Regions from separate parts of the Homo sapiens genome. Here all the other regions are linked to region 1. A link is a loop called in an ENCODE intact Hi-C map of the cell type or tissue named here. Cell type or tissue: PC-9. All regions are shown on one strand. Region 1 has its middle 24 kb from the start of LINC01063. Region 2 has its middle 22 kb from the start of SMCO1. Region 3 overlaps DLG1 (discs large MAGUK scaffold protein 1).

Region 1 (8,000 bases):
GCAAGGAAAGGGCCCACGATGGCATTGTTCTCACCTTTTCCTTCCTGCTTAGACCCCTTCCTGACTCCCTCTGGTTGAGTTTCTGAGAAACTCATGCCTCTACCAAGAGACCTCCCCGGGAGGGCTTAGCCTGGAGACTCAGGTATGGAAAGGGCTGTCCCAAGGAAAAGTGAGGCCAGTGGAAGAACACTGGAGGAGGGAGGTTTCAGATGGATAAAAGGCAAAACAGAGCTGGTTTCTTAGGGGAAGCAGTAAAATTTCCATGCCTGGAAGGGTCAAGCACAGGCTGGAAGGCTTGTTGGGAGTGACTGAGTGGGGAGGGAGGCTGGCCTTGGAGACTTCTACAGCGCCTTTCAGCCTCAGACACCAGGACCCAGAAGAAGGGTAGGTGAGGCTAGAGATGGTAAGAATGAGACAGAGAGGCGGAAAGCGAGGCCGGGGCCAGGCACTGACCGAGCTGGGACTCGAGCTGTTTCTCTCATCTCTGCCTTCCCTCCCTGGAACCTGCTTTGTGGTGCTGCTTCCTGTCTCCTACAATCTGGAGAAGTCAATTTCCTGTGGTAGCTGATTTCATTTGATAAGAAAAGGGAGGGTAGGTCAAACGAAGCCATTGCAGGGACTGTCCTTGAAAAGAAACAGAAGCTCAGTCTTGGCACGTCCTCCTCCCATCCTGACCATTCTAAAAGGAGGGAGATTTAGGAGAGAAGCCACAAGCCAAATGATCATAAGATTTGTTTTGAACTTTGCAAATACTATATTTAAAGCCAACAAAAAATAGTGACCAGCATATTTCCTAGCTCCAGGCAGAGCAGAACAATGCAGTTCAGGTCAATAGACGGGACCCTAGGGCCTGTTTGTGCTGGGTTTGGACAGGATATAAAGATGAATAGACTACCCTCAAAGCATTTTCAACCCTCAATTGCAGCCAAAAGGCTAAAAAGAAGAACTCGCTGTAAAACATCCTTAGTCCTGAATTACCTGGAAAGAATATAGAATCTCCTTGGAAACATTTAACATATATTCTTTCTGATCCTCTTAGTGTGGTTTCGATGTAGCCTTACCTGAGGGGCAAAAACAAAAACAAAAAAACACCTAAAACCAATGACCCATTGGCGTCTCATTCAGACCTAGGATTCTAGAGATACATCTCCCTATTAGTCTCTCTTGGCCCCAGGGAAAGAAAGAAGCCACCTTCCCTGACAAGGGGCTAGGAGCCAAATCCCTAGAAATAAATCCACCTGGTTCTGTGCTGTCTTTCCTCTCAATGGCCCTGGACCCCTCAAGAGTTCAATTTGAAAGACGTACAACTATTATGTATCCGTAATAATTAAAGATAAGAAATTTTTGGCCTGGCCTGGTGGCTCATGCCTGTAATCCCAGCACTTTGGGAGGCTGAGGCAAGGAGGATGGCTTGAGGCCAGGAATTCAAGACCAGCCTGGGCAACATAGAGAGACCATATCTCTAAAAATAAATTAAAATAAATTTTAAAAGATGTTTTTAAGCCAACTTGTCCCAACACCTAATCCTTTGGCTGAAATTCAAGCAACATGCCCATGAGACAAGGGCCAAAGTGCTCTTGAAAAAGAGCTAGTAATGATAAATAATGTTTTAAAAACACTCCACCATAAATGCAAACTTTTCACATTATTATCTTACTTGAGTATCTCACGTCTGTGAGGTATTTATTTTTATTATATTTTAGAGACAAGGCGCCACTCTGTCACCATACTAGAGTCTAGTGGCACGATCACAGCTCACTGCAGCCTCCACCTTCTGGGCTCAAGGGATCCTCCTGCCTCAGCCTCCCAAGTAGCTAGGATTACAGGCATGCACCACTATGCCCAGCTAATTCTTATTTTTTGTGGAGATGGGGTCTTACTTTGTTGCCCAGGCTGGTCTCAAACTCCTGGCCTCAAGCAATCCTCCAGCCTTGGCCTCCCAAAGTGTTGAGATTACAGGCATGAGCCACTGCGCCCGTCCTCTGTGAGATATTTATGAAAGGCATTATTAATACCCATTTATAGATAACAAAACTGAGGGCCGGGCGTGGTGGCTCACGCCTGTAATCCCAGCACTTTGGGAGGCCGAGGCGGGCAGATCACGAGGTCAGGAGATCGAGACCATCCTGGCTAACACGGTGAAACCCCGTCTCTACTAGAAATACAAAAAAATTAGCCGGGCATGGTGGTGGGCACCTGTAGTCCCAGCTACTCGGGAGGCTGAGGCAGGAGAATGGCATGAACCCGGGAGGTGGAGCTTGCAGTAAGCTGAGATCACGCCACTGCACTCCAGCCTGGGCAACAGAGTGAGACTCTGTCTCAGAAAAAAAAAAGAAAAGAAAACTGAGGCCCAGAGAAGGCAAGTGACTTGCCCAAAATTAACTATGTGACCTCTAACCTAGTTCAACCACGCCCAAGATGATAAACTCCCATGTACATGTTTGTCACCTTGGCCATGGTGGGACTAGGTTAGAGGTCACACAGTTACCACGCTGCCTCTACTGTGGTACACCTAGATACCGAGATAGTATAAGGGCATTGTAACAGTGGATTTCAGGGAGAAGCAGTGAGAAGGTCCTAGGATCACATTTTTGGGGATTTCTGCAAAACTACCCCTCATTACAGTGTTTTGATCCCCAGCCCCCCAGGTCCTACCCCCAGGCATTCCTTCTCCACATGCCATGCGGGTGTGGACAAAGCTATAGACCAGATTGCAGGTGGGTGTCTATGTTCTCATCCAGTCTAGCAAGTGAGTGGGGAACATAGAGATGTGTAAGAAATTGTGAGAGGCCTTTGCCTTCCGGGTGATGATAGTCTTGGAGATCAGTGTGATGCCTCTGGGGTAGGTGAGGAACTGGGGGAGCCAACCAGCTTTTCCCTTCCCTTATGCTGTGTTTCTTATTTCCAGAAATATTCTTATTACTAGAAGGTGATTATTTGGCCAGACCTATACTCCTGACCATTGGGAAAAAAATGGGAAAATGTTGGACATGAAGGAAGGGAAAGAGAAGAGTGAGAGAAACTAGAACATTTATGGCCGAAGCAGAGGATAAGAAATTAGGAAAAAGCAAAGAAAAAAAAGCCAGGTCCTCAATAGTATTGAGTGCATCTTCCTCCTTCCAAAATAAACGGCTGCCAGCTTTAGAGAAAACATATTTGTGGCTCAACTCACCACAGGTGCGGGTTTGACTCTGAAGTGGGACTGAGGAACTAGTTTACTTTTTCCATTCCATGTGTTTCCTCATGCAAGCTCCTCCCCACAGGGCACCCCTTGGCACCCCACCCTCCCCTGGGCACCTGACATGTGCCGCTGCTGCCCCCTGCTGGGAGAACACTGTTGGATCCCGGGGAGAGGGACTCCTTTCAGAGTGGCCACATCAGGGGCAGGAGAGGAGGGGACTTTGAAGGGTAAGTGATAAAACAGAGCATTTAAATATAGCCAGACACTAAAATCTTTTCACAAAATGTCTGAAACGTCTGGCTTATAATCAGCATACAGGCCTGTGAAAAGGGGTCAAGGAAGTATAAGGTGGTTGGGTACCCACCTGAGATGGAAGCCTTTTAATGAGGCCTAGACTACCCATCTCCTCCCTTTGGTATATCTGAAGCATTTTAGCCTTCTTAAAGCACAATGTTTATTAAGTGGTAAAAAAATTATTCAAAGACTACATGGCTAAGATAATAAGCTTCATACTCTTCGACAACTGTTTTCTTCCCTTTTATTCCAAAGTCCACAAACTGACCCCAACTTACCTCTTTATTTCTGTCTCCCACTATTCTTCCTTGCACAGGCTGTGACCTATGTTGTCTTCTACCAACTCCCCCTGCACACACACTTATAGCTCTATAAATAACACACATTATAACAAAGTTATGAAACAAGAACTAACAAAAATGAAACAAGAACAGGTAAATATTTTTAAAGCCAATAACCTCATCATTGTATTTTTTATTCTTTGAATTCTGTGCTGTGTGCCTATGTTTCATATTCAAAAATAGTAAATTCATTAGTTTATTTTTAAATGAGAAAAAAATGGGTTAGAAATCTTACGAACATGACATATGTTTAATGACTTTTAAAATCTAATAGAATAAACTCCATACTGAGCACAAAGAGAAAATTTGTGAATTAACACAAGACAGAGCAGTAAACACGATAAAGACATTTTTTCAAGTAAAAAATATGTGACATCAGCTAGGCAATCGAGACAATACATTGGGTCTCTAATATATCCCCTTTTAAAAGCCTCAGAAGAAAATAACAGTAAAGGAGAAATGATTGAACAGATTATAGTTCATGTGAATATCCACATGTAAGAGAATGAAGTTGAATTCCTACCTCACACCATAAACAAAAAAATAATTCTAAATTCTCATAGACCTAAATGTGAGAGATCAAACTGTAAAACCCTTTGAAGAAAACAAAGGAGTAAATCTTTGTGACTTTGAACTAGACAATGGTTTCTTAGATATGAAACCAAAAGCCCAAGTGACAAAAGAAGTAAATAAATTGGACTTCAACTCAACAATAAAAAGACAAATTACGCATTTTTTATTTTAGTTTATTTTATTTTTTATTTTTGAGACAGAGTCTCAATCTGTCACCCAGGCTGGAGTGCAGTGGTGCAATCTCAGTTCACTGCAACCTCTGCCTCCCAGGCTCAAGCAATTCTTGTGCCTCAGCCTCCCAAGTAACTGGGATTACAAGTGTGTACCACCATGCCCAGCTAATTTTTTAAATATTTTTAGTAGAGACGGGGTTTCATCATGTTGCTCGGGCTGGTCTTGAACTCCTGAGCTCAGGCAATCTGCTCACCTCGACTTCCCAAAGTGCTAGGATTACAGGCATGAGCCACTCCACCCGGCCAAATTACTCATTTTTTAAATGGGCAAAGGATCTGTACACAAACAACTTAGATGCCTGTGAGGAAAGCATGCTTAGTTCCTACTCCTAAGATTTCCATTCATTTCAAGGACCTCTATTGGTGTGATAGTCTCAGTCTCTCTGCCTCTTTACTCATTCTGCTCCTTGGAGGACAGAGTGATGTTAAATAGTAAATTTAGGAAGAATAATCTGGATATGTTAGTTCTGCTTTTCTTTTTGGGGAGCAAACTGCTGGCGGTGTTTTATATATATATATATATGTTTATCAAATTGTTTGTATATTTGTTGCCTTGATCTACTAAACACTCAGCTAACAGACCTAAAGCTACGTCCTCTAACCTGGTCGCTACCAGCAATAAAGATAATATTTTGGCCTCTACAGGGGCCAAACCCAAGCAGAGAACCCTATCTTTTTATTGGATCTTCAAAGACAATATTGAATGACATAAAAGATGATGAAGATATGCTACAGTCATGGATGAGAATGCATTTCATCATAAAGATACCAATTCTTCCCAAGTCTATTGATTCAACATGCATATTGATTTATATTTTCAATTTTCAATAAAAATCCCAACAGAACTTCCAGGTGACTTCACAAGGTACGTTCTAAAATCTATATAGAAGAGTAAAGGGCCAAGAATAACCAAAACAATTTTTTAAAACCAAAAGTTTGAGGGAATTGCTCTTTCAAAATGAAGACTGGGGCTGGGCACCCTGGCTTATGCTTGTAATCCCAGCACTTTGGGAGGCCAAGGCAGGCGGATTGCGTGAGCCCAGGAGTTCAAGACCACCCTGGGCAATGTGGTGAAACCCTGTCTGTACAAAAAAATGCAAAAAAATTAGCCAGCATAGTGGTGTGTGCATGTAGTCCCAGCTACTTGGGAGGCTGAGGTGGGAGGATCACTTGAGCCAAGGAGTTCAAGATCAGGAGTTGGGCCCAGGAGACAGAGGCTGCGGTGAGCCGTGATCACAGGGCTCATGCCTGTAATCCCAGCCTACGATCCCAGGAAGATCACTTGAGATCTGGAATACGAGCTCAGCCTTGGCAACATAGTGAGACTCCAGCCCTAGAAAAAAGCTTATTTAAAACATTATAAAAGATCTATAAAAAGGATTGACCAGGTGTCATGGTGCACACCTGAAGTCCCAGCTACTAGGGAGGCTGAGATGGGAGGATTTCTTGAGCCCAAGAGTTCAAGGGTACAGTGAGCTATGGCCATGCCACTGTACCACAGCCTGGGTGACAGACCAAGACCGTGACTCTAAAACAAAACAAAAACCCTAAGATTGATTATAAAGTGAGAACAACTAAGAGTGTATAGTACTAGCCTATGTGTAGACAAAGAGGCCAAAAGAATCAGACAGTCCAGGAGCTGGCCCATGTATATGTACATATGGAAACTTGATATGTGACAGAGGAGGCACTGTAAATCAATGGAAGCATAAGCTATTCAATAAATAGGAGCAGGATACAATATTAACAGTATGTATTTAATAATGAAATTTCTACTTTCTCCATAACAAAAATAAATTCTAGATAGATTAAAAACCTATATTAAAAATGTTTTAAAGACTATTTCTCCTTTTGTTTTACAGATATGGACAGAAGCCTCAAAATACCTTTTATGCCTTTCATGGCCCATGATGCAAACTTGTCACGATGTTGTCAACTAATACAAGCCCTGGGTCGGAAAGCCTGTTTAATAAATCGCCAGGGCCAGAGGTGTAATGCAGAGGGATAAACAAGTTTGTTAAGTGGATGACCCTTGTGAGTCTTTTTTCAGGTAACCTAGCAATAAGCTGGCTCTTCAGGGAGGGCCACAAACCCCCTCATGTATAAACTGTCTGGATTATTGGGTTGTTTCTAACATTATTTCTTAGGCCAGAAAGGCTGAAACCTGAATTGCAAAGACACCTTGGTCAGATGATCTCTGATTCCTCCATAATTCTTTTTTTTTTTTTTGGAGACAGAGTCTTGCTCTGTTGCCCAGGCTGGAGTGCATTGGTGTGATCTCGGCTCACTGCGAGCTCTGCCTCCCAGGTACAAGCAGTTCTCCTGCCTCAGCCTCCCGAGTGGCTGGGATTACAGGTGCCCACCACCACGCATGAATAATTTTTGTATTTTTAGTAGAGACGGGGTTTCACCATGTTGGCCAGACTGGTCTTGAACTCCTGACTTCAGGTGATCCACCTGCCTCAGCCTCCCAAAGTGTTGGGATTACAGGCGTGAGCCACGGCGCCTGCCCTCCATAATACTTTATAAATGCGTGAGACAACAAGGAATTTTATATTCCCTCTCTTGTACAGAACACATGATGTGTCCAGCTATGCCTAGCCTAAGCACTCTTCCCCATGAAATGGTGAGAATCTTGGGCACTATATGCATCCCCTCACACCTGCAGGTTGAAACATACCTGTACCATGTGTTATTTTTGCTGCTTGCCCTCGTCCCTTGCTTGATAAACAGAAATATTGATGGTGATGAACAATGAGGCAATATCTAACAAAGGCGGAGATGAGCATAAGCCAGAACTTGAGAATGCCGCTTCTCATAATGTATATTCTAGAGACTAGAGCACATACATACAGAATTCATTCCAGCTTTGTTTGTAATCACAAATTGGAAACAACCTAAATGGTCGTGAACAGAAGAATTGATAGACGGTAGTATGTTGGTGAAATGGAATACTGTACGGCAGCGGTCCCCAACCTTTCTGGCACTAGGGACCCGTTTCCTGGAAGACCATTTTTTCATGGACTGGGGGTGGGGGATGGTTTGGGATGATTCAAGTGCATCACATTTATTGTGCACTTTATTTCTATTATTATTACGTTGTAAGATATAATGAAATAATTATACAACTCAGCATAATGTAGAATCAGTGGAGCCCTGCACTTGTTTTCCTGCAACTAGACGGTTCCATCTGGGGATGATGGGAAACACTGATGGATCATCAGGCATTAGATTCTCATAGGGAGCATGCAGCCTAGATCCCTCATATGCTCAGTTCACAATAGGGTTCACATAGCTATGAGTATCTAGTGCCGGCGCTGATCGGACAGGAGGCGGAGCTCAAGCAGTAATGCGAGTGATGGGGAGCGGCTGTCAATA
Region 2 (8,000 bases), 72 kb after region 1:
ACAGAGTCTCACTCTGTCACCCAGGCTGGAGTGCAGTGGTGCGATCTCAGTTTACTGCAAGCTCTGCCTCCCGGGTTCACGCCATTCTTCTGCCTCAGCCTCCCGAGTAGCTGGGACTACAGGCGCCCGCCAGCATGCCCAGCTAATTTTTGAATCTTTAGTAGAGACGGGGTTTCACCGTGTTAGCCAGGATGGTCTTGATCTCCTGACCTCATGATCCGCCCGCCTTGGCCTCCCAAAGTGCTGGGATTACAGGCATCAGCCACCGCACCCGGCCTTTTTCTTTTTTCTTTTTTTTCGAGATGGAGTTTCACTTTTGTTGCCCAGGCTGGAGTGCAATGGTGCGATCTCAGCTCACTGTAACCTCCACCTCCCAGGTTCAAGCGATTCTCCTGCCTCAGCCTTCCAAGTAGCTGGGATTACAGGCGCGCACCACCATGCCTGGCTAATTTTTTGTATTTTTAGTAGAGATGGGGTTTCAGCACGTTGGCCAGGCTGGTCTCGAACTCCTGACCTCAAGTGATCCACCCACCTCGGTCTCCCAAAGGGCTGGGATTACAGGTGTGAGCCACCAAATTTTCATATTTTTATTAGAGACGGTCTCATCATGTTGACCATGCTGATCTCGAACTCCTGACCTCAAATGATCCACCCGCCTCGGTCTCCAAAAGTGCTGGGATTATAGATGTGAGCCGCCATGCCCGGCCTAAAATAAGGATTTTTAAAATTAGGCTTCACAACTTAAATTAATACTTTTTCCATCTTTTCTTTGTCTCGTTTGAAGTTATGATGTTAGAAATAGTAATACAGGCCGGGTGTGGTTGCTCACGCCTGTAATCCCAGCACTTTTGGAGGCCTAGGTGGGTGGATCACCTGAGGTCAGGAGTTTGAGACCAGCCTGGCCAACATGATGAAACCCTGTCTCTACTAAAAATACAAAAATTAGCCAGGCGTGGTGGTGCACACCTGTAATCCCAGCTACTCAGGAGGCTGAGGCAGGAGAATTGCTTGAACCTGGGAGGCGAAGGTTGCAATGAGCTGAGACCACGCCATTGTACTCCAGCCTGGGTGACAAGAGTGAAACTCCGTCTCAAAAAAAAAGAAATAATAATACAAGCTGGGCATGGTGGCACATGCCTGTAGTCCCAGCTACTCAGGAGGCTGAGGCTGGAGGATGACTTAAGCCCAGGAGTTTGAGACTAGCCAGAGTTTGAACTGGGCATGTGTTCAACAGAAACACCTTGACTGGTTTCTCAGCAGACACAGTCCCCCCAGAGTTAACAGTCACTCAAAACAAGGGCCAATAACCTCTTTCCCCAGTGTTCCACCATCAGTTCTCTATTCATCACGGTGGTAGGAGAAGTGACGGAAGAATGTATCTTCCATAACATATCATAGAGTATCTTCGGTTTGAAAACAAACAACATCTAAAATTTTTAAAATAAATGACAGGTATATATATTCAGATTTTTTTCATCTAAAATTTATAAACTGAGAATGCATAAACCAAGTGATGGGTGTAATTCAATTAGAGAAAAATTTTATGATTGAGTCATTTCTCTGCCCAAGGTAGTATCAACTTGCCAAATGCAAAAGAACCTGCTGTAAAGCAGCTTTGTGAAATCTATGATGTGAGAGATGACTTAGCTTCAACAAAGCAGCATCAGCCATCATAGTATGTTAATGCTGTCAATTTAACTTTATTACTTGTAATTTGTTTTGTATTTAATACGTAGGTTTGTTTTGCTCTTATAGTTGCATAAGAGCTATAAGCATAAGAAATTTACACCTGGCCGGGCGCGGTGGCTCACGCCTGTAATCCCAGCACTTTGAGAGGCTGAGGTGGGCGGATCACGGGGTGAGGAGTTTGAAACCAGCCTGGCCAACATGGTGAAACCCCGTCTCTACTAAAAATACAAAAATTAGCTGGGCGTGGTGGCGGGCGCCTGTAATCCCAGCTACTCAGGAGGCTGAGGCAGGAGAATCGTTTGAACCCTAGAGGCAGAGGTTGCAGTGAGCCAAGATTGCGCCACTGCACTCCAGCCTGGGCGACAGGGCAAGACTCCATCTCAAAAAAAAAAAAAAAGAAAAGAAATTTACACCTGATATTGGGTTTAGACATATTTAAGCAGCATTATGCTAAAAACAATTTTAGTATAATAATTGTAATCGATCTTGAAAGTGTAATAATTTTTTCTTTTAGAAGGTGTACAGTGCTCATAGCCTTGATACGGTGGCTCACTCCTGTAATCCTAGCACTTTGGGAGACCAAGGCAGGCAGATCGCTTGACTTCAGGAGTTTGAGACCGACCTAGACAACATGGCAAAAACCCTATCTCTACAAAAATACAAAAATTAGCCAGGCATTTAATTTCAGCTACTCAAGAGGCTGAGAGGTGGGAGGATCACTAGAGTCCAGGAGGTTGAGGTTGCAGTGAGCCGAGATCACACCACTGCGCTCCAGCCTGGGTGACAGAATGAGACCATGTCTCAAAAAAAAAAAAAAAAAAGAAATAAAGAAAGAAAGAAATATACAATACTCAGCCCAGTATGGTGTCTCACACCTGTAATCTCAGCACTCTGAGAGGCTGAGACTGGAGGATCGCTTGAGCCCAGGAGTTCAAGGCTGCAGTGAGCTATGACTGTGCCACTGTATTCCAACCTGGACAAGACAAGGAGACCCTGTCGGAGAAGGAGGAGGAGAAGGAGGAGGAGGAGGAGGAGGAAGAAGGAGGAGGAGGAGGAGACACAATACTCCAGCTTGAGTTCATAGACTTGTAGATAGTGTCCTAAAAATTCTCTTGAGGGGCCTGTAGGATTTCGAGACCAGGACTTGGTCAATGGTGATACTGGGAAATGTGGAGAAGGTAGAAAGGTTAGAACTCAGTTTGCTGCAGAAGCAGTTATTCTGATGGAGCACAAGGATTTTTCAGTCTAAATTCTAAGGTAGCCAGGTAGAAAAGCTAGTGAAATTATCAGTAAGAGATATTGGAGTGGAAAATGGAGCCCAGGTTTCTGGCCTCAGTGACTGGGTGGATCCCGATTTCATAATCCAGGTGGGGAGCACAAGACGGTGAGCAAGTTTGACTACTCAGACCTTATCCGCCTTGACTGGCTCTGACTAGCCGTTTGGGTGACATGACCACCAGTTCTCCAAATAGCACGTCGCTTCTGGTATTAGTCAGGATTCTTGCTGGCATGTGACAGAACCCACCGGAGAGGCCGGGCTGTTTGGAAAAGGCTGTTTGCCTTCCTCTTACCAGAGTAAGGCAGAGGAGGCACTGGGCAGAACTCTTTCTCCTTCTCCTAAATGTCTTACTCTTAGATTTGCTCTTTTTAAAATAACATACTCTAATTTTCTGCTTGGTGTTCCTTGTCTTTTATAGAGAGGTGTTATATGTAGGGTTCTGAGAATTTTAAATTTTCCCTTCCTGAATTGCTCTGTAAAGGTTCAGCGCCCCCTAGCGACACAATCCACAATTTTCCTAGGTGGGCCGATTGATGATTGATTGATTGATTGATTGATTTTCTTTTTTTTAGAGGGAGTCTCGCTCTGTCGCCCAGGTTGGAGTGCAGTGGTGCGATCTCGGTTCACCGCAACCTCTGCCTCCCGGGTTCAAGAAATTCTCCCGCCTCAGCCTCCCCAGTAGCTGGGATTACAGACGCCCGCCACCACACCCAGCTGATTGTTGCATTTTTAATAGAGACGGGGGTTTTACCATGTTGACCAGGCTGGTCTCGAACTCCTGACCTCAGGTGATCCACCCACCTCGGCCTCCCAAAATGCTGGGATTACAGGCGTCAGCCACCGCGCCCCGCCCAGAGATTTTGATATCCTTAATAATCAATTAACTTGACTAGTCACCACCTGAACTTTTTCCATTTTTTTCTTTTCTATGTAAGTTGGGCAATCATACATATCTTTTATCAACTGTATTTCTTGTTAATAAACACTTTATGGCTCTAAGGAACCATTATTATTTCAGTATTCAAATTTAAAATTTTTTTGCCCAAGTAGATTTCTTTACAATCAATCTATTTTAAATTTCCAGGGCTGAGCACATTGGCTCATGCCTGTAATCCCAGCACTTTGGGAGGACGAGGCGGGCAGATAACTTGAGACCAGGAGTTCAAAACCAGCCTGGCCAACATGGTGAAACCCCATCTCTTTTTTTTTTTTTTTTTTTTGGGTTTTTCAAATGTTTATTTTATGTACAAAGAATGATCATGGTTTTTCATTGAGTAGATGCCTTGGATAACCCTTTGAAGGAAGATCATTTAGTCCAACTTAATGAAACCGACATCCTTCGCGTACTGACGGAAACACTGGCGGCGCATATTGAGGCCATATTTCCGGATCAGACCGTGCCGGTTTGAGCAGACGCGACAAGAGCGAGAACCCTGGCCGAATTTTCGCGCGTGGCTCCAGTACAGCTGCTGGTGACCCATCTTGCTCTCAGGAGTGCAACGAGGTAAAAGGGGAACCCCGTCTCTTCTAAACATACAAAAATTCCCCGGGCGTGGTGGCTCACGCCTGTAATCCCAGCTACTCAGGCGGCTGAGGCAGGACAATCGCTTGAATCCAGGAGGCAGAGGTTGCAGCGAGCCAAGATCGCGCCACTGCACACCAGCCTAGGCTACAAAGCGAGACTCTGTCTCAAAAAAAGAAAAAAATAATTTCAAAAGTTTAAAAATTATTTTCCAAAAAATGTTATTTCCCAGGGTCATGGCATCCTTGTTTATGTTTATGAAACATCATTCATCTCTACTATCCCACTGTGTATTCCCATTGTCTCTTCCCATCATTGACTGTGGCCACTTCCCTCAAAGCTACGTCTTCTGAGACCAGTGGTTCATAACCCTGGTTGCAAATCAGATTCACCTTTGTTGATCTGAAAACTATCTAGGCCGGGCACAGTGGCTTACTGCCTGTAATCCCAACACTTTGGGAGGCTGAGGCTGGTGGATCACTTGAGGTCAGGAGTTCGAGACCAGCCTGGCCAGCATGGTGAAACCCCGTTGTCTGTACTAAAAGTAAAAAAATTAGCCAGGCCTGGTGGCTGGCGCCTGTAATCCCAGCTACTCAAGAGGCTGAGGGAGGTGAAACACTTGAACCAGGAAGCAGAGGTTGCAGTGAGCCAAGATCATGCCACTGTGCTCCAGCCTGGGTAACAGAGCAAGACCCTGTCTCAAAAAAAAAAAAAAAAAAAAATTAAAAAATAAAAATAAAATTAAAACTATCTAGATGTCTGGATCCTATCTGTCAAAAAACTGATTCAATACCAATTACAGAATGAGTTTAATAGGTTACAGTATCATTTAGCATGTTGCAAATCAACTTATCCTTCCAGAATACTAACAAAATCTGTATGAAATATTTTTTAAAATGAATATGTGCACTTATCAGAATGGTTAATATAAAAAATAGTGACAATACTAAATGCTGGTGAGTATGTGGAGAAACTGAGTCACTCCTACATTGGTGGTGGGAACGCACAGTGGTACAGCTACTCTGGAAAACAGTTTGGCAGTTTCTTACAAAACTAACCATGCTACTACCGTATTACCCATATTATCTGGCAATTGCACTCCTGGGCATTTATTCCAGAAAAATATTGGACACATATTTATAGCAGCTTTATTTGTGATAGCTCAAAACTGGAATAAGCCAGATTCCTTCCACAGGTAAATGGTTAAACAAATTACAGTACACCCATACTATAGAATACTACTCAGAATTAAAAGAATCAAACTTAGCTTAGCTTTTTGTTTGTTTGAGACAGAGTCTCACTCTGTTGCCCAGACTGGAGTGCAGTGGCATGATCTTGGCTCACTGCAACCTCTGCCTCCTGGGTTCAAGCGATTCTCCTGCCTTAGCCTCCTGAGTAGCTGGGATTACAGGCGCGTGCCACCATGCCGGGCTAATTCTTTGTATTTTTAGTAGAGACGGGGTTTCACCGTGTTAGCCAGGATGGTATAGATCTCCTTGACCTCGTGATCCTCCCGCCTCGTCCTCCCAAAGTGCTGGGATTACAGGCGTGAGCCACTGCACTCAGCCTATAATATCCTCTTAGCTTTTTGTCATCTGTTTACATGTATAATGATGTCCCCTTCTTCAATCCTGTTATTGGTTATCTGTGACTTCTCTTATTTATTAATCTTGTCAGGAGTTTTTCAGTATCAATAACCTTTTCAAAGAACCATTTAAAAATTGTTTATTTATTTATTTGGAGAGATGATCTCACCCAATTGCCAAGGCTGAAGTGCAGTGGCACAATCATAGCTCACTGCAGCCTCAGACTCCCGGGCTCAAGTGATCCTCCTACTTCAGCCTCTCAGGTAGCTGGGACTACAGGTGCACACTGCCTCACCTGGCTAATTTTTAATTTTTTGCAGAGATGGGATCTCCCTACGTTGCCCAGACTGGTCTCAAACTCTTGGCCTCAAGTGATCCTCCAACCTCAGCCTCCCAAACTGCTGGGATTACAGGCTCAACCCACCATGCCTCGCCTAAATTTATTTTTTAATGACAAAAAATATATATATTTATGGTACATAACATGATGTTTTGAAATATGTTTACATGTGGAGTGGCCAAATCAAGCTTGCTACCATATACATTATCTCACAAAAAAAGTCTGCTTTTAAAAAAATGCAACCCTCAAGTGGAACCAGAAAAGACATTTTATTTCTTTAGATATGTGGTCTTGGTAGGTTGCCCATGCCAAGCTCAAGTGATCCTCCTGCCTCAGCCTCCCAAGTAGTTGATACCACAGGCACACGCCACCATGCCCAGCTTCTTACCATTTTTTTTTTTGCGATGAATTGTTGCGGGAACTCAGGGACCCTGAACGGAGGGACCAGCTGAAGCCACGGCAGAAGAACATAAATTGTGAGGATTTCATGGACATTTATTAGTTCCCCAAATTAATACTTTTATAATTTCTTACGCCTGTCTTTACTGCAGTCTCTGAACATAAATTGTGAAGATTTCATGGACATGTATCACTTCCCCAGTCAAGACTCATAATTTCCTGTGCCTGTTTGTACTTTAATCTCTTAATCCCGTCATCTTCGTAAACTGAGGATGTATGTCACCTCAGGACCCTGTGATGATTGCGTTAACTGCACAAATTGTTTGTAAAACGTGTGTTTGAACAATATGAAATCTGGGCACCCTGAAAAAGAACAGGATAACAGCGATGTTCAGGGAACAAGGGAGATAACCATAAGGTCTGACTGCCTGCGGGGCCGGGCAGAACAGCGTCATATCTTTCTTATTGCAGAAAACGAGTAGGAGAAATATGGCTGCATTCTTTTCCCAGCAAGGAATCACCCTGGGAAGGGAACGCATTCCCGGTGGGGGGCATGGACGGCCGCTCTGGGGCTGTCTGCCTCATGCGGTTGAAGATAAGGGATGAAATAACGCCCTGCTCTCCTGCGGCGCCCCCAGGCTTGCTAGGATTAGGAAATTCCAGCCTGGCGAATTGTAGTCAGACCAGTTCTCTGCTCTTGAACCCTGTTTCCTGTTAAGATATTTATCAATGACAACGCGTGCACAGTGGGACGTGAAACCTCATCAGTAATTCTAATTTCGCCCTGGCCTTGTGAGCTTGCTCTGCCCTTATGCCCTTGTGATCTTTTATTGCCATTTGAATGAAGCGTGTGATCTCTGTGACCCACTCCCTATTCATACCCCCTCCCCTTTTGAAATTCCTAATAAAAACCTGCTGGTTTTGCGGCTCAGGTGGGTATCACAGAACCTGCCGACACGTGATGTCACCCCCGGAGGCCCAGCTGTAAAATTTCTCTCTCTTGTACTCTTTCTCTTTTTTTCTCAGACCAGCTGACACTTAGGGAAAATAGAAAAGAACCTACGTTGAAATATTGGGGGCTGGTTCCCCCAATAATGAACACACTTAAGAACTATTCTCTTAGCAAATTTCAAGTATACAATACAGTATTATTAACTATAATCACTGTGCTGTGTATTAGATCTC
Region 3 (8,000 bases), 580 kb before region 1:
ATCTAATTTATTTATTATTTTTGTCCAAAAACACTCCCAGGATATGTATAATTTTTTTATTTCTGATGTTTTGAATTTCCGGTCATCCTTATTGTTACAAACCAACCAAAGCCAATTTGCACATGGCCAACTCTGGTCTTTTGGTAGGTATTTTAGTAGTTATTTTGGTGTGTTTGCAGATTATGACACAAGCAGACATTTAAACAGTGAGCCAGCATGCATATTTTATGTAGCCTATTCTTTAAATCTCATGAAACCTCAGCTTTCCGTTGTTGCCTAAAATGCTCATTCTAAGCAGATAAAACAATGTTCCAGACACAAGATTTTGTTTACCCAGAGTCTCCAGATGTCTTAGGGATTAAACCTAAGGTGTTATCCCTAAGGGTTTAGGCCTCTCCAGAGTCTTCCGTTTCCCTTATGCAAGGGTGTATTATGTCTCTAAATTAATTCAAAAAATTCACATAACTGGGATGCTATGGATTTCACCAGTGAAATCCCATTTTGCTGATTAATAAGCCACTACCTTCATCAGTGAAAACCTACTTCATTATAATTGGGAAGACTTTTTGTGTAAATCAAAGATTAATATGACAAAACCCCCCTTTCTGTTGTTGTTTTGTTTTGTTTTGTTTGAGTTGAAGTCTCGCTCTGTCGCCCAGGCTGGAGTGCAGTGGCGCGATCTCGGCTCACTGCAAGCTCCGCCTCCCGGGTTCACGCCATTCTCCTGCCCCAGCCTCCCGAGTAGCTGGGACTACAGGCGCCCGCCACCACGCCTGGCTAATATTTTGTATTTTTAGTAGAGACGGGGTTTCACCGTGTTAGCCAGGATGGTCTCGATCTCCTGACCTCGTGATCCGCCCGCCTCGGCCTCCCACAGTGCTGGGATTACAGGCGGGAGCCACCGCGCCCGGCCGACAAAACCCTTTTAGCAGCCATCTCCGTATATGATTCTTGTAATTAAATGCAAGGTGATCAATCTTGGGATGTGAATTGGAACGCAGACTGGCCTTTGGGAGGTTTACAAGTTCTCCAGGTGTTTCTAATGTGCGGGCACAGTTGCGAAGCATTGTGCCACCACTATTACGGCTACTATAGTTGACCCTTGAACAACACGAGTTGGAACTGCACTGCTCCACTTATATGCGGATGAAACAAATGCAGATTTCAAACAAATGCAATCAAACATAAAAGTATTTGTAGGATGCAAAACCCAAGTATACAGAGGGCTGACTTCCTGTAAGTGCATAGCTGACTTCAGGACTTCAGTATGTGAGGATTTGGGTACAGTATGCGAGGATTCACGGGGGACTAGTCCTGGAACTAGTCCCCCGTGAATGCAAAGCTTGAGGTATTTTCCTGCACTACTGTGCTATCTGTGTTGAGCTATTAATATTTACAAGTAAACTTCTGACATCATTTGTCGAATCCTCCTTCTAGAGTGAGAGACTTAAATTGATAGTATTGAGAGAGAAAGCATTCATACTTTAAGATTTTCACTGCTTTCTTAATCTGATTCATTTCTTCCTTAATTTTCTGACCATAAGAGATGAGAAGTCAGTTTTTTGGTATCTGCTTTAAATTGCTTTTTCTTTACATATACTTGCTTTTTGTTTATTCTGACAATGATAAAGGATTATGTCCCTCACAGCTTTTTAAAGAAATATTTTATAGAGGCTTAAAGGAGTATGTTATTAATTAAAGTGTCCTTTATCATCAGTTCTAAGACTTACCTTTTCCACATTTACCATTTCTGAAATTGGTGGAAATCTTGCAGTTGCTGGCATTTTGTCATGGCCTTATCTGAGTGGCGATCTTTGTGTAGTCATATGTAAACCTTTCCTGACACGTTTTGTTAAGATCAAGAAAGTACCAGCATGCTTTCCTGAGTCTTAGGATATTATGATAATCATTCAGCTGGTTCTATGAGAAGCGTCTGAAAACCTGGCCATCTTTGTGGGCCATTCTCTTGCTCTGCCTTGTTCATCTTGTTCTCTTTTGTTAGGTATTAACAGGATCAGTCTCTGAAACAATTATAAACCATCCTCTGGGGTTCTTAAGTGAAACCACTAGTCCCCTTTCCCTCACTAGTCCCCTTTCCCTCACTTTGGTTTGCTGGCTGTCTGATTCATATTTGCAAACTGAGTAGATAAGGATTTTCAATCCCAGCAGAAAAAAATTGTGTGTATTCTCTATCATTTGTTTCTAAATCACACTTTAATATGTTAATGTTTTTTCCTATTGTAAACTTGTTAAACATATTTTCTTGTATATTTCCTGTGTAATATGATGTATCAAGTTTTTAAAAATTTAAACTTTAAAAACTTTAAACTTGATACATAATATTGCCTGATATATTTGCACCATAATTTGATGACCATGTCAGCTCTCAGATATCTGTTATCTCTATTTTTATTAGGTTTTGTAAAGAAACCTGCAATGAGTAATCTTTGGACATGAAAAGTATTTAGTTTCTTTCCTTTGGATGGATTACCAGAAGTCAGATTACTGAGTCAGAAGAATATGAACGTTTCTCAAGTTCTTGAAACTTTCTGACAGATTGTATTCTGATAGAATTGTAATTTAAGAATGATTAAGACTGTTTCGTTTGGGGAATTTCTACCTGCTTCCCCTCTTTCATTCCTAGGTTACTGTGGCAGATGCCACGTAAAATAATTATTTGAGGGGTGTAATAGATTTGGAGCAGGTGAGCATTATAGCAGAGTAGGTAGGGTTCCTTTAACTTTTTGTTAGAAAACCGGAATTGAAGGAAAACAACCCTTATTTTGACATAAGAAGGCAAGCTTTAATGCTTTTTCATCTTAATTTTTAAAAAACCAGAATGTTATAAGAAGCTCAACAATTTATTTAAAATACAGTGTCAAGTATTAGACTAGTAGTCTCTTTTTTAAAATAAAAGCTAATATAGAGAGCTTTTCCTCTTTTATAGTATTGTGGTTTGGAGTGAACAGCTGTTACGCTGCATGTAGAAGTCAGTATATGAATTATTATTTTATAATTTGAAAAAGTATCTTAGAATTAACAGTGGTTTGCTGAGTAGATTGTAAATTAGGCACAGCTTTAGTCTTCACAATTCTAATAAAAGCTAATGGTAAAAATAAAATTTAATAGATGCTTTAAAAATCAACTGCTAGGATATTAGTTGTGTCAAGCAATACATGCATTTAGCAAACAGTTATTAAACATCTGTGCTAGTAACTGTGTTAGACATCAGTGATTAGTATTTTTTTACGGAAAGATAGTTAACACAGTATGATGTGACATGAAAGAGGGAGAAATTAAATTCTTGGAGTTTTCTGAAAAAAGCAAGTTGACATTTGCATAAAGTGTTGAAGGATGTGTAAGATGCCAAGTCAGAGGAGGAGGCCGTTACTGGGGTAAATAAATACAGTGGAAGGGTGACAATCACAAGAAACTGTAGAAATGCAGGAAGGTTTATGTTATTATTGCTGATACTTAGGGTGCATGTTAGGAAATGAGGGCAAAATCTAAAAGACCTGTATGATGAATGTTCTTATGAAAGGTTTGCCACCATGAAACATGCCGTGAATTAATCTATTAGATTATTGTGGTGGTGGTGGTGGTGGTAGTGGATGGTGGTGGCTCTCCTTACTGGAATAATGAGTAAAGTAAGATAGTGATTGGGTTACTTTATTCAGGGCTTGGCATAAAGATAATTATGATTTTATAATTTAAGACTCTGAAAGGGATACTTTCTTGCCAGTGTTGGGAAGAATATCAAGAAAGAAATAGGGGATATAATAGTTTTTTAAAAATCTTAATGTCGAAGAGAAGGACACAGTGGGTAAATTTTGGGGTTATGTAAGAGTAGTGTCAAGGTTCTAAAACTGAAAATGAGCTGAGAATTAGGAAAAATTGTTAGAACAGTAAATCGAACAAATAAAAACCTCAGCCTTTTCCCAAAAAGTTTGAAATGTACATGAAGCAACAGGGAGGACAGTAGGAGTATTATTGAGTGTATGGGAGGATGCAGTGATCATTGAAGAAACAAGTAATTTATATTTGGTTTTTGTCTTCAATGGCAAGGAAAATTATGCTCAAACTATTGTATACAAAGTAAACATTACTAAGAGGGACTTGAAATCAAACAGAAAAAACAGGGTCAATGAGCAGATAATTGTGCTAAATAAGTATATTTCCTAGCATTTTATTTCATCCAGTAGTATTGAGAATATAATGAAATCACTAGCAGCTCTTAGTAGTTTTTAAAAAATTGTAAGAAATGGGAGTGGCAGAAAAATGGACACAAGCAAATATAAGCCTTTTGAACCAAATGCTAGAGGAATAGAAGTTTTCCTGTTTCTAGTATATAATGAGCAGTTTTTGAAATCAACTTTATCTTTACATCTCTGGAACATATAGAAACATGATTGAATTTTATCATGGACCTGGTATACTAAGGTGAGCATATAGTTTGCATGCACTGACCACTAGATGGTGCTCATACAGAAGGGATTTTGTATGTGTGACATTGAGGGTTTTCTAGATAAATAGCAAATCTGTGTTCTTGTCACTCTTCTCAGTCTTGTCTTATCTCAATACAGTTGTATGTTTTGAAATTTAATAGCCCACATTAGAAAAGAGTAATAAAAATGCCTGTTATATTGCATTTACGTTACATTAGCTTTGTAGTTACTTTGGGTTTTTGGTGGGTTTTTTTTGTACTTTAGAGTTTCAGTATTGCTTTTCCTCTTGTCCTTTACCTTTTTACATTTTTCACTAAGATTATTTAGTAAACTGGGCATGGTGGTAACCTCAGCTACGTGGGTGGCTGAGGCAGGAGCATGGATTGAGCCAAGGAGTTCAAGACCAGCCTGGGCAACGTAGTGAGACTCCGTCTCAAAAACAAACAAATAAAAGATTATTTAGTATTTGCCTTTGTTTCTGTACCTAAAGACTGCTGGGTTTGTGACTTTAGAAACGTACACAAATAATTGAGAGCCTATCCAGTATAAATTTTTAACTTTTTATTACCATTTAATATTGTAAATATTCCTCATAGTCATAAATTTTTCATAATCATGTTTTGAATTACATAGTAATCCACTGAACTAATCGTATTTAGTTTACTAACTTAAGCTTTCTCTATTGTTTAGGCTAGAATTCTATAGATTATATTATCACTCTGAAAAAGAAAACACATTACGGAAAAAAGAATATTCTTTGTATATCATATTAAGATGTTAATAGTGATTCCTTTTGGTGGTTTAGATTGCATACCATCTTTTCATCCATTATTTTAAATAGGTTTTCCAGGTTTTTCTTTAATGAACTTAAATTTGGTTTTAATGGAGTTTTTATCTTTCATCTCTGCTGTGTAATGAGAGAGGATATTCTAAAGCAAAGAACAGTTGGTTGCCTTCCGCCTTCCACCTCCCAGTCTAATCTCATGTGAAACCCCTCTTGTGATTTAGGTATAGATTTTTTGTGTGCATATACTGACTACTGGCCAATGGATGAGGTGTTCCTAGATTTTTGTAGGTCATGTAACAGGACATTTTCATAAAGAAGTCTTTCCCAAAACTTGAAGTTGTTTTCTTGATGTGAATGGATTTGGATAGGAAATTTGCATCAAGAAGTATTTCTTCCCTGTACATTGGGGAAATATGGGAGGCAGTGATCTGTCAACTTTAGATTGTACCCTAAGTTCTTTGGCTCTGTAGGGTAAATAGATGCACACTAAGAGCCTACCATTGACCCCTAAGTTCTCTGGCTCTGTAGGATAAATAGATGCTCACTAAGAGCCTACTATTGTATGTCTTTTGGTACTGTTTACAGTTTGAGGTAGGAGATTTGCATTCAACAGTTGTATTCAGTATCTTCATCCATACTAATTCAGAATAACAGAACCCATATCAGTTTTCTCCTCCCCTTGAAGTTTTCATCAGACATGGATCAAGGCACATATTTTAGGGCCAGACCAATTACCGTAGCATTTATATAAACCACACTAATCAGGTCTTTACTAGGTACCTGGTCCATAACAAAACTTGAATTTTTTTCTGGGAGGTTTCATTTTTTCCTTCACAAGAGGATTCTTAGTTACCTGTCCGCCCTTAGTATTTTCTTACATTCTCTACTCCGAATTAGATAGGATCACTCTGGGGCCATAAATTGTCAGCTACTGCCGGCACAGTCCTTGGGAAGAAGCACCAAACTTTCTGGTATAATCTCTGTCACAAAATATCTTGCCCTCAAGAGTCCCACATGGCTCTCACCCTTACTGAGCACATGTTCACTTCTCAGCAGACGCATCATAGAGACAGCATTAGCATGTTTTCTTGCGGAGTCAAGATTTGCAGTGGACCTCAACATTGTAGTTTGACAAAAGGCTGCATCCAGTTGGTGCTGGTAAGCACGTAGACAAGGAAGATTCTGTCAGTCCACATCCGAAAAAATATCCATGGCTGAGGTTGGGACTTACGATATGCTCTTATCAGCTTAAAAATTAGATTATTCAACCAATAGTAAATTATCAAGTAGCGTTTTTGTTCACATATTGTTTTAAAATGACCATTGTTGTAATTACTAATATAGCACAGTGTTAAGAGGGCTTGCTTGGGAGTTTGTGGTTCTCAAACTTGAAGGTACTTAAGAGTCACTTGGGAAGCATTTTAAACATAAAAATTCCCAGGTTCCCCCTGCCCGTAAACATTTTGATGGGGAGAGGATACACCAATCTGCATATATAACTAGCGCCCCAGGCAATTCTCAGGCGAACTATTATGTTAACCTAAATATTAGATGTTAGAATATGTTCCTTTAGCAATCAGGTGATAGTATTTGGTGAACCAGAGTGGTATTTATGTAGAGTTGGATAAAACACATTTCACTGATTATAAAACGAAAAATTTACCAGCGTTAATTCTTTCTCATTTTTAGAAATTTATGACCTTGTAATATGAATGTTTATAAAATACTAGAGAGATGATGCTGATAATTTCTTGAAAGTTCTTTTTTATCATAAAGGTTCCAGAAGCAAAATACTTGTTTTAGTAATTAATCTACCTTGAGACCCAGTTGTTAATCATTAAAAACCAATACATTACATAAAATGATAAAGGAAAATCCATTTGTAATGAAGCGCTATCGTTAGATAGTCAGAGTTTAATGTAGGCAGCACCTTTGAACAACTTAGAGCCAGTGCCAGATAATGTGTAAGATCTGCCTGGTGTAGAAATTTGGATATGAATGACAAAGATTCTTTTAGTGAAATCATTTTAACAGTCAGAACTATTTGCAGAGAGAATCCTCTTATATGTTTTAATTCAGTTCATATTTATAATTTATATAAGCAGTGAAGGTGCCATTGGATTTTACTACAGACTGTGGTTGAAACTTGGTAATCCAGGGTTTTTCCACGCAGTGCATTAAATCAGGCAGCCCCACAGGGTCTTGGTAGTCCAGTGTTTATAGCATCCTTCTTTACCTGCTAATCGACCTCACTTCCTGGATTTCAATCCATCTAGTTATCAGCTAACAAAAGAACAGCTTTTGGTTCCTGCAGACGCTGGTGAAAAAATAATCATGAGAAAGAAATCCACCTTATGTCGTCTTTTTTGTCTGCAAAAATAAACTCAGCCATCATACAGCTAACAGGTACAGAGGGAAGATACGAGCTCTTTCATAGGAAGAAATCACTGAGAAAATGAGCATCATTTCTCAAGGTTTTTATTTTCACTGATCTACAAGTGATGCTGCTGTAATTGTAGCTGCAGTTTTTACCGATCATTCACCACTCAGCAGCTGGTAGAGAAGTAAGCCTGCTTGGCAACCACCTGCAGGGCTGCAGAGATGAATTACATTTTCGGAAACAACACACTTCTATACTCTCGCGGCAGTCGAGGAGGCAATACTAGCTCTAGCCATGGCTCAGCAGGCCCAAAGCAGAAACACTGGGCAAAAAAGGGCTCGTCAGATGAACTGCAAGCTGAGCCAGAACCTTCACGCTGGCAGCAGAT

What was found. Hi-C counts contacts between places; a loop is a spot of excess contacts. Peaks named below come from ENCODE experiments on the same cell type or tissue, not always from the same donor. Only the 100,000 strongest peaks of a DNase experiment are listed, where the experiment ranks them.
Region 2: it touches region 1 in a loop (2.8-fold over the local background); 9 of 110 quality-filtered maps call a loop at or near these places.
Region 3: it touches region 1 in a loop (4-fold over the local background); 4 of 110 quality-filtered maps call a loop at or near these places.

The regions. Positions count from the first base shown.
Region 1 is chr3:196,604,780-196,612,779 of GRCh38, reverse strand. No RefSeq gene overlaps it. Among named protein-coding and RNA genes, the nearest start is that of LINC01063, 24 kb to the left of the region's middle. In PC-9, CTCF peaks have their summits at 3,117 and 3,321 (motif pointing left); a DNase peak (open chromatin) is centred at 3,259; H3K27ac peaks cover 953 bases.
Region 2 is chr3:196,532,981-196,540,980 of GRCh38, reverse strand. It overlaps the pseudogene RPS29P3. Among named protein-coding and RNA genes, the nearest start is that of SMCO1, 22 kb to the right of the region's middle. RefSeq lists an enhancer at 7,235-7,848. In PC-9, a CTCF peak has its summit at 3,464 (motif pointing left); a DNase peak (open chromatin) is centred at 3,150.
Region 3 is chr3:197,183,642-197,191,641 of GRCh38, reverse strand. The region is part of intron 5 of DLG1 (discs large MAGUK scaffold protein 1); the gene reads left to right. Among named protein-coding and RNA genes, the nearest start is that of MIR4797, 110 kb to the left of the region's middle. In PC-9, CTCF peaks have their summits at 4,270 and 4,469 (motif pointing right); a DNase peak (open chromatin) is centred at 4,481; H3K27ac peaks cover 1,604 bases.